Regions from separate parts of the Homo sapiens genome. Here region 2 is linked to region 1. A link is a loop called in an ENCODE intact Hi-C map of the cell type or tissue named here. Cell type or tissue: B cell. All regions are shown on one strand.

Region 1 (5,000 bases):
GCGCTATGGTTAGGTAACCAAGTATTTCACAGTTTCCAGACCCGATGATTTTATTGATTATGCAGAAGCTTCTGTAAAATAATTTTTGTTTTTTTGTTTATTTTTTTGAGACAGAGTCTCGCTCTATAGCCCAGGCTAGTGTGCAGTGGCGCCATTTCGGCTCGCTGCAACGTCCGCCTCCTGGATGCGAGTGATTCTCATGCCTCAGTCTCCAGAGTAGCTGGGACTAAAGGCGTGCACCACGATGCCCGGCTAATTTTTGTATTTTTTTAGTAGAGATGAGGTTTTGCCATGTTTGCCAGGCTGGTCTCGAGCTTCCGGCCTCTAGTAATCAGCCCACTTGGGCCTCCCAAAGTGCTGGGATTACAGGAGTCAGCAGGCGTGCCCAGCTTTGTATTTCTTTTATAATAATGAGAACTAGTTAATAAAAATAAGTGAGCTTCTGGCCTTGATACAAAAGCATACAATTACAGTTGGAGAGATATTTAGAAGAAATTCAGCACAATCCAAGCCAAGATATATCATCAAATAGAAAAAAGAAAAAAAAGCAGTTGAAGATTCATTTGACTACTATGATACTGTTTGGGTTTTAAAATTATGTATAGGATATAAATATACCTATGTAGGTGTGCATATAGAAAGATAGAGCTACGTAAAAAGAGAAACAAATTAGAGAAGCACACATCAAATTGTAAATTGCAGTTATCTCTTGAATTTAGAAATGCGGAGGAGTTGCACTTTCTATTTTATTTATTTCTGTAATGATTTTATTATGATATTGACTCATATTTTAATAAGCAGAAAAAACAATGTAGATAAAAATGGAAAGATTCCAAGTAGTGTTTTAATTCCTTCTGTAACAGCTCTAGCACCCAGACTCTGAATAAATAATTTTTCTTTCTTTCTTTATTTTTTTTTTGAGATGGAGTTTTGCTCTTGTTGCCCAGGCTGGAGTGCAATGGTACGATCTCGGCTTACTGCAACCTCTGCCTCCCAGGTATAAGCGATTCTTCTGCCTCAGCCTCCAGAATAGCTGGGATTACAGGTGCCTGCCACCATACCCAGCTAACTTTTTTTGTATTTTTAGTAGAGATGGGGTTTCATCATGATGGCCAGGCTGTTCTTGAACTCCTGACCTCAGGTGATCTGCCTGCCTCGGCCTCCCAAAGTGCTGGGATTACAGGCGTGAGCCACTGCGCCTGGCCAATAATTTCAATAGAGAATTCATTCATTTCATACATGCTGGAGAAGCATGTACGAAAATACAGCCATTGTGCTGGGCCCTGGAGATACGAAGATGCAATACATCCAAAAAGGTCTTCATATTGGAGCCCCAAGTAGTGAAACTAGGGAAAGGAGGAAGAAGGAGATAGGCCAGGAGGAAGAGAATGAAGAAGAGAGTACTGTTACCAGCGCTCTCTCCTATCACTTTCATGGTTATAGCCCCAGCACTTTGTTTTGTTTTGTTTTTGAGATAGGGTCTTTCTCTGTCACCCAGGCTGGAGTGCACTGGTGCGATCTCAGCTCACTGCAGCCTCGACCTCCCAGTCTCAGGTGATCCTCCCACCCCAGCCTCTCAAGTAGCTGGGACCACAGGTGTGTGCCACCACTCCTGGCTAACTTTTTTTGTTTGCTGGTTTATTTTTTTGTAGAGACAGAGTTTCGCCATGTTGCCCAGACTGGTTGTGAACTCTTGGTCTCAAGCAATTGGCCATGCCTCAGCTTTCCAAAATGCTGGGATTATAGGCATGAACCACTGTGCCAGGTCTTGCCACAGCATTTTGGCTAGTGGCTGGCACATAGATGCTCAGTAAACTTGTTCAACAAATGAGTAACAGAGAAGGAAGAAATAGTGAATAATCTGATATGTCAGACGGAATGGTCATTCCACCAGCAATGTAAGGAAGAAACAGAGACAGGTTAGAGGAAGGCAGTGGCAATGTCAAGTAGAATTGTGGGGACGGAGGGCATGCAGAACTCAACCTCTGGGAGGAGAAATAGAAAAGAGAAGCTATAACTTCTCATTCTTAGGCTGCCCTTTCTTTTGTGACAGCCTCTATCTTGCACCTGCCACTCATTGGTACTTTGCTACATAAAGAAAGGTTTTATGCTGTTCTAGTGATTAGAAAGTTCATGATAATTATAATAATTTCCTTTGGTTCTCTTGAAATTAGTCTAGATATGAGATTTCATTTGGTGTACCTTTTATTCAACTATACCGAGCTGGCTTTGATGATGCAAAACACAAAATAGTTAATTATCAATTATAACAGGACATTTACATAATTACCAAGCAGACCCAAATTGAGTTCATCCTTTTAGAATGAACTTCAAAAGCTGGCTTTGAGTTTCCTCATGATTTTCTTTACTTCCCCAGTTTCCTCACAATAAAATTGTGTTACCCTTATAATGGCATTTTGAAAAAAATAGACCGAAAAAATAAATCAATGATATATTTAACTTTTTCTGTTCTAATCACTCTAAGAGTTTTGGGACAATTGAGTATCACCAATTGAAGAAAAAAAAAAAGAAAAAAGAAAAAACAAAAAAAAGAATTTCCCCTGTTACCACAAAAGAAAAGAGACCATATCCTCCTCCTCTTAGAGTATTCCTGAGAGAAACCTAGTGGTCGTAAATTCTTACTTTAATCTTTTGGTGTGTCTATAAATCTCTTCAGAGGCAAGTAAGCCTCTTGCCAGATTTACAACCCAGAAACATTTTTTTCAAAGGTCTTGGATTTATCCCCTTTGAAATGCAAATGTCTGAGGCAACTATATCTTGGTCACCCAGTCACTGTGGGCGCCTTTCTCTGAACTAGCGGAGGTGGTCATGAGAAAGGAGACCACTCCTCATGTTGTCTTATACTTAATTTCTTGTTTGCTGAAAAGGTAGAAGTTAAAAGAATAAGCAGAAGTGAAATTCATAGTCAGACAGCCCAGCGTCACATTTCGGGCCTGGTAGTTAAAATTCAACCCCTGACCTCACTGCTTGAGTTATCTATAGATTCTAGACACTGTATGAGGAAGCGTTGTGAAACTCCCTGTTCTGTTCTGTTTCGTTGTGATTACTGGTGCATGCAGCCGTCAGTCACCTACCCCTCGCTTGCCCAATCGGTCACGACCCCCTCTTCATGCAGTCCCTTTAGAGGTGTGAGCCCTTAAAAGGGACAGGAATTACTTATTCAGGGAGCTCAGTTTCTAGGACTTGAGTCTGCCGATGCTCCCAGAAGAATAAAGCTCTTTCCTTCCACAATCCGGTGTCTGAGAGGTTGTGTCTATGACTCCTCCTGCTACAGTTAAAGAAATTTTACTAACTTTCCAGTCCACTTCAAGCCCAATTTTTTCACCATTGTTGGGAGTCAGAAACCGATACCCCAAAATAGGGCACTCTGATGGGCCGAACTGAGGAAGACCTAAGGTCTCTCTGACCTCACCCACCTACTTCTCATCGCTCAGTCCTCCGTGTCTCCCAAAACACAGGATGAAGTTGTTCTCTGAAGTTCCCTTATCTACCTAAAGCCCGGACCTGAAAAAGAAGAAAACAATGACCCCGGTCCCTGAGTTTTCATTAGCTGAACTCACATCGCAGGAAGACTGACTGAAGTCTGCCAACACACCTGAACAGACTTGTCACAAATCATTTTCTGCTCTGCAGACCCAACAGACTTTGTTCTGAGCCACTGTGTGTTCTCTAAGCCCATTGAATTCCCCTAAAAATCCTTTGTGGCTGGGAGCTGTGGCTCACGCCTGTAATCCCAGCACTTTGGGAGGCCGAGGCGGGTGGATCACCTGAGGTCAGGAGTTGGAGACCAGCCTGCCCAACACGGCATAACCCCGTCTCTACTAAAAATACAAAAATTAGCTGGGCATGGTGGTGGGCACCTGTAATCTCAGCTATTCGGGAGGCTGAGGCAGGAGAATTGCTTGAACCCAGGAGGCGGAGGTTGTAGTAGGTGGAGATTGCGCCAGTGCACTCCAGCCTGGGCGACAAGAGCAAAACTCTGTCTCAAAATAATAATGATAATAAAAATAAAAATCCTTTGCTATTCTCCTAAAATCATTCACACTTTTCCATGATCCTCTCCCCTAAGAAGTCGGATATAGAAGAATCTGTATCCCTTTGGGATATTAGGCCATCACTCTGCGATCCTCCCCAGCACATGCTAATAAACGTGTATGCCTTTTCTTCTATCATTTACATTTTGTCAGTTGATTTTCAGGGAACTTTCAGAGGGCGAAGGTTTTATTCGAATGGATAATATCCCTTAACTCGTACATGATCTATTGGAATAAAAAAACTTTAGCCCCTAAACATAATGTCAAACTCCCACATAGTCAGTGCCAGCTGGATAGGAATGAGATTCTCTACTTTGCTTCTAGAGGTTGAATTTTTTTTTTTTTTTTTTTTTGGAGACAGAGTCTCACTCTGTTGCCTGGGCTGGAGTGCAGTGGCATGATCTTAGCTCACTGCAACCTCCACCTCCCAGGACCAAGCGATCCTCCCACCTCAGCCTCCTGAGTTGCTGGGGCCAGAGGTGCATGCCACCATGCCCAGCTAATTTTTGTATTTTTTGTAGAGATGGGGTTTTGTCATGTTGCCCAGCCTGGTCTCCAACTCCTGGCTTCAAGTGATCCACCCACTTTGTCCTCCCAAAGTGCTGGAATGATAGGTGTGAGCCACCACGCCCAGTCTCAAAGTTTCAATCTTTCAGGCAAAGATAGAGAAACCCTGCACTTGAGAATCCTAAGGTTTAACTGAGAACCAGGGGCAGTAGTTTCAGCCCAGCCACTGAGGAAGGGTGGGAACAGACCCTGAGGCACACTACCTCTCAAAGGTGATCAGTTTCATCCTTCAGGAAGAATTGGTTAATCCTTTCCATGTAAATTACCATCACATTCACTCACCCTTAGCTGGGCAGTGTTCCTGGGATCTTTTCTTCCCACTTCAAGAAAACAGTGGATCAAATCCCCAACCAACATTAATATCCTACAAATCTCTGC
Region 2 (5,000 bases), 570 kb before region 1:
GAGGCTGTAGTGAGCTGTGATTGCGCCACTGTGCTCCAGCCTTGGCGACAGAGCAAGACCCTGTCTCAAAAAATAAAATAAAATAATAAAATAGAAGATACACTATTCTAAGACCATTTGAAGGAATGAATGGAGTTTTAGATTTGAATGATCAAGGCAGCCTCCAGTTCCAAATGGATGAAGATTCCTCCCCTACTAGGTTAAAAGTCCTTCTTCATCTCATGCTTTTTGGTGAAAGAGCACTGGATGGGGAGTCCACCATAATTTCTAGCAGGTGCTAAATAAATGATTCAGGAGAAGGAAAGAAAGGAGGCAAGAAAGGGAGAGAAAGAGATCGGTGAATAGGGAGATAGGTGAGTAGAATACAACTGCTATGTATCCAAATTAGGGAGGGACATGGGAGGGTGTATGAGAACCTGGACCTGCTGATGGATTGTTGTAAAGGGGGCTTAGCTGGTAGGAATGCAGGGAAATACTTTGACATGTAAATACATGGGAAATATATGGGTGATTAGGTAGGTAGAGAAATGGATTAACTGATAAGTAGACATGAGTAAATAAGTGTATAAGTATGTAGACAGTAGATATAAATAGATAAATTGAGAAGTAGATTACCACCATAAGACAGGGCGAGAGGCTGGGCACAGTGGCTCACGCCTATAATCCCAGCATTTTGGGAAGCTGAGATGGGTGGATTGCTTGAGGTCAGGAGTTTGAGACCAGCCTGGCCAACATGATGAAACCCTGTCTCTACTAAAAATATAAAAATTAGCTCGGCATGGTGGCAGGCGCCTGTAATCCTAGCTACTCGGGAGGCTGAGGCAGGAGAATTGCTTGAATCTGGGAGGCAGAGGTTATAATGAGCTGAGATCACGCCACTGCATTCCAGCCTGGGCTACAAAGCAAGACTGTGTCCCCCCCACCCAAAAAAAATTAAAAAAAAGACAGGGTGAGAATAATGATAATAATAATAAAAAGAAGTAGATATAGGAAGGTAGGTACACAGATCAGGAAAGTTGGAGGGCAGGCAGGTAGGTGGATGGGAAAGTAGACAGTAAGGAACGCAGGTGAACTGCTCAAGGTCATAGCAACAGAGAACAGAAACCGTGACTGGTTGGAGAAGTGCCAGGCTTGGGGGCAAGCTGTGTTTGGAACAGGCTGGCCTGGGAAAACCCATGGGGAAATGCCAGCTTCCGGGTACAGGTGTGTCTCCTTCTGTGGTTCCTGGGGTAGAGGGCCAGAGAAGCAGTCCAAGATGAAAGGCACGAGTCTTCCTCGCCAACACATCCCCCTCCCTGAGGCAAAGGAGACTCCCAAAATCAGAACAGGGGCTGGTTCTCAGGAAAGGAAGCCCAGAAGGTGAGAGGGCACAGCCTCTCTCCTCTCTGGTGTGTCACAGCTCTGGTTTCTCACATCCTAAGGGCCAGATGGGGAAGGAAGCTGGAGGAAGGGAGCTTAGCGATCCCTAAGGGTGGGGTGTTCCTCCCTTTCCAATAAATCAGGCGACTTCCCAGAGGGAGCCTTTGTTCTGTCATTCCTAGAACTGAGACCTCATGGGCAAAAATGTCACGCAATGAAATCAGAACAACAAAAACAACCAACAAAGTAGAGTCAGAGGAATCAATAAAATGTAAGACCCTGGCAGGGGTGCCCTACAGCCTCTGAGAAAGTATGCAAAATGGGCCCCTTTGTGCCTCGCATTCCATGGTCAAACCCAAGGCCAGCTGAGGTTGCCCCCACTTACAGTCATCTTTCCACCATGCACGTTGGGCTTGTGGTTGCCTCAGACGCCAGCCTCAAGGCTGAGTCAGAACCAGCTTCCTCTTGCAGGGAGTGTATGGGGCTTACACTGAATGGTGTCCCTGAGCCCTTAGATCAGTGACTCTGAATGCTATTATCATCTCCACTTTATAGATGGGGAAACTGAGGCGGGGCGCCCGGGAAGTGCTCAAAGTCATACCTCTTGGAATTGGGAAGGCAGGACAGGCACTCAGGCTGTCTGAGGACATGGCCCATGTGCCAGTTCAACTCGAGGGCAGGGGCCACATTGATTTGTTTCTCAAATATGCACAGTACCCAAGCACTCAGCACTGCATTTTGCATGGGGTAGGTGTCTAGATATTGTCTGGGGCCCCCAGACTGCAGTAATTATTTTTCTTGGTGCCTCAAACCCCTGGTTTATCTTCTTCCTGTTCCATTCTCCTTGCTGTTAGACTCAGAGTGGTCTGATATTTATACAGTGCGACCTAATGCCAAGCACTGCCTTGGAAGGTTTCTACCTACCATCTCATTTAACCCTCACTAGAGCCCTGGGAGATTCGTATCATTGCTCCCATTTCAGAGATGAAGAAACTGAGATTCCGAGTGGTCTAGTCATGTGGCCAAGGTCACATGGTACGTAAGGAGCAGAACATGGCTTCAGATCCAGAGCTGTCCAGCTGTCCAGCCTCCAGCCTGGTTCTTTTTCCATCATCACCCATCCTAGCTCCCCCTTCTTTGGCCTCTGATAGATGTTGTTCAGATGTTGTGACCCACTGTTGACCAGGGACTGCCTAAATGTTTGCTTTAACTTCCCACTGAGGCACCTGAGTTCCTCCAGGGCAAGGACTTTGACTCTTGGGACTCACTGGAACTTTCCTGGGGCTGGATGCACACAGGTTGCTCAGTGTAGCACAGAGCGAAACCCCTAAGCTCCCATCTCCAGAACTGGGCTTTCTGCACAATTGCACCTAAGGCACTGCAATATCTGAAGGGGACTTCTGAATCATCAGGCTGGTTTCAGTTTGAAGACTGCCACCCTATTTGGGGTAGATTTACGGTAGCCCCTTGGGTTGTTTAGAAGAGGAAGCTAAAGCAGTACTTTTTTTTTTTTTTTTTTTTTTTTTTTTGCAGGAAGTACTGCAATTGGCCAGGACTCATGAGACCCCATAGTCTCCCTCCTCAGGTCATGACCAGAGGCAAATCATTAACTTCTCTGTGCCTCAGTTTACTCATTGGTAAAGTAGGAATAATGGCATTACATGAACTATCCATTCATCCATCTACCCACTCATCAACGCATCCATCCACTGAACATTCAACAAATATATATTGCATACCTACCCTGTGCTCAGGCCCTGTGCTAGGTATTTGGGACATATTGTGATCAAAACATAGATCCATGTCCATGTGGAGTTTATTTTCCAGTGGGAGGGTCAAACAATAAACAACACACACGTAATACAAAAGTAAGATATACAGAAGGTGGGGAGCCAGGCGCAGTGGCTCATGCCTGTTATCCCAGTACTTTGTGGGGTGGGCGGATCACTTGATGTCAGGAGTTCAAGACCAGCCTGGCCAACTTGGAGAAACCCTGTCTCTAAAAATACAAAAATTAGCCAGGCATAGTGGCACAAACCTGTAATCCCAGCTATTTGGGAGGCTGAGGCATGAGAACTGCATGAACCTGGGAGATGGAAGTTGCAGTGAGCTGAGATCTCACCACTGCACTCCAGGCTGGGCGATAGAGCAAGACTCTGTATCAAAAAAAAAAAAAGTGGGGAAAAAATCAATCTGGGGAGGGGGCTCAGAGTGTGGAGGGAGGAGTTGCAATTCTAAATGGCTTGGTCAGGGCAGGCTTCATTGATAAGGTGCAAAGAATAGAAGGAATTTAGGAGGTTGACCAAGAAAATGCTTAGAGAACAGTGCTCCAGGCAGAGGGAACGGCATGTGCAAAGGTTCTGAGGCAGACAGTGTGCTGAGCGTGTCTAAGGAACAGCGAGGGTGCCAACATGGCTGGAGTAGATGAACAAGGCAGACAGGAGTAGGGGATGAGAGCAGGGAGCTGATGAGGTAGGAAAGGCCTTGTGGGCCATTGTCCAGATTTAGCTTTTTCTCTGAGTAACGTGGGAGCCAGTGCAGCGTTTAGCACAGCAGAGGGCCAAGGTCATTATAGAGTGGTTGAGAGGGAGGGTCACAAAAACCCCACATGGATGATTTCCTTTTCCGAACCCCCATCAAAATGAAAGTCAGTGCCCTTTGTTTACAAACCATGCAATTCTCTTGCCCTGTCCTCTTTCTTCCCCTCTGAGAGCTGCCCAGCAGCAGCACACCTGCCCACTGTCGCAGGTCAAGCCTGGCAGCCCTGGAGGGAAGCTGGCTGGAGGGCAGAAAGAGAAAGCAGGAAAAGAGCAACTTGCCCTGCACCCCTCCCAGCTCCCCGAAGACCACACTGGGCCCCGAGTGCAGTTCCACTTTCTGGAGTCACGTGGGATCAGAAATAAATATATTACCTCCCGAGGGAGGAAACAGAGTTAAATAACAGGAACCAGCACTCTCGGAAAGAGGGGGTGGGAGGGGCTGAAGTGTCCGGCAGTGAAGGCACATGTGGCTGGGGCAGGAGGGGCTGCAGCCAGGGAGAGAGGAAGGTTCTGGCTTCTCCCCCAGGTGGCATCTGTGCCACCATCAAGACCACACTGGCTGTCTGCGCCCCTGTTGAGAAGCCAAGGGAGAATGTTTGGGTGGTAAAGATGCCCCTTTGCCTAGGTGACTGTTAGGAGGAAGAGAATTAAAGAGGAGTCCAATAGACGATGGAAACCACTTGGGTGAGAATTTGACCACAAGAAGAACCAGCCCTGTAGAAATGTTGTCTTGGCAGGAAAGCTGGTAAACAACACTGCCCTGGTGCCCAAGATAAGGCCGCCAAAATGCATTTGATGCCCTGAAGGCTAAGTTGAAGATCAAAGCTTGTCTGTCTTCAAATCCAGTCTTCACCGCTTCCCACCTGGGGGACCTGGGCAAGTTGCGTCACCCCTGGGCAGAGTCTGTTTTCTTCTTTAAGTGTTAAATAAGGATGGGGATCAAAGGGCTCAAGGTCAAGGGAGAAGTAAGAGGGTTCTAGATTGCGCTTAGGCTGTTTCTGGCACACTAAATAATCAATGTCAATCACTGTTATTCTCTCAAGACTTGCATTTCAGAAGGAGATGGAACAAACACCGTCTTTAGAAAGTTATGACCAGGTT

Evidence for each region. Peaks named below come from ENCODE experiments on the same cell type or tissue, not always from the same donor. Only the 100,000 strongest peaks of a DNase experiment are listed, where the experiment ranks them.
Region 2: a loop joins it to region 1, with 5 times the contacts of the local background. A loop is called at or near these places in 1 of 110 quality-filtered maps.

The regions. Positions count from the first base shown.
Region 1 is chr16:10,295,614-10,300,613 of GRCh38, reverse strand. No RefSeq gene overlaps it. Among named protein-coding and RNA genes, the nearest start is that of ATF7IP2, 88 kb to the left of the region's middle. RefSeq lists an enhancer at 2,777-2,826. In B cell, a CTCF peak has its summit at 2,386; DNase peaks (open chromatin) are centred at 1,943 and 2,983; H3K4me3 peaks cover 2,227 bases; H3K27ac peaks cover 4,586 bases.
Region 2 is chr16:10,868,058-10,873,057 of GRCh38, reverse strand. It overlaps a transcript of CIITA not described here. Among named protein-coding and RNA genes, the nearest start is that of CIITA, 6.6 kb to the left of the region's middle. RefSeq lists an enhancer at 949-2,148. In B cell, a CTCF peak has its summit at 4,434; DNase peaks (open chromatin) are centred at 1,177, 1,797, 2,787 and 4,307; H3K4me3 peaks cover 3,297 bases; H3K27ac peaks cover 4,821 bases.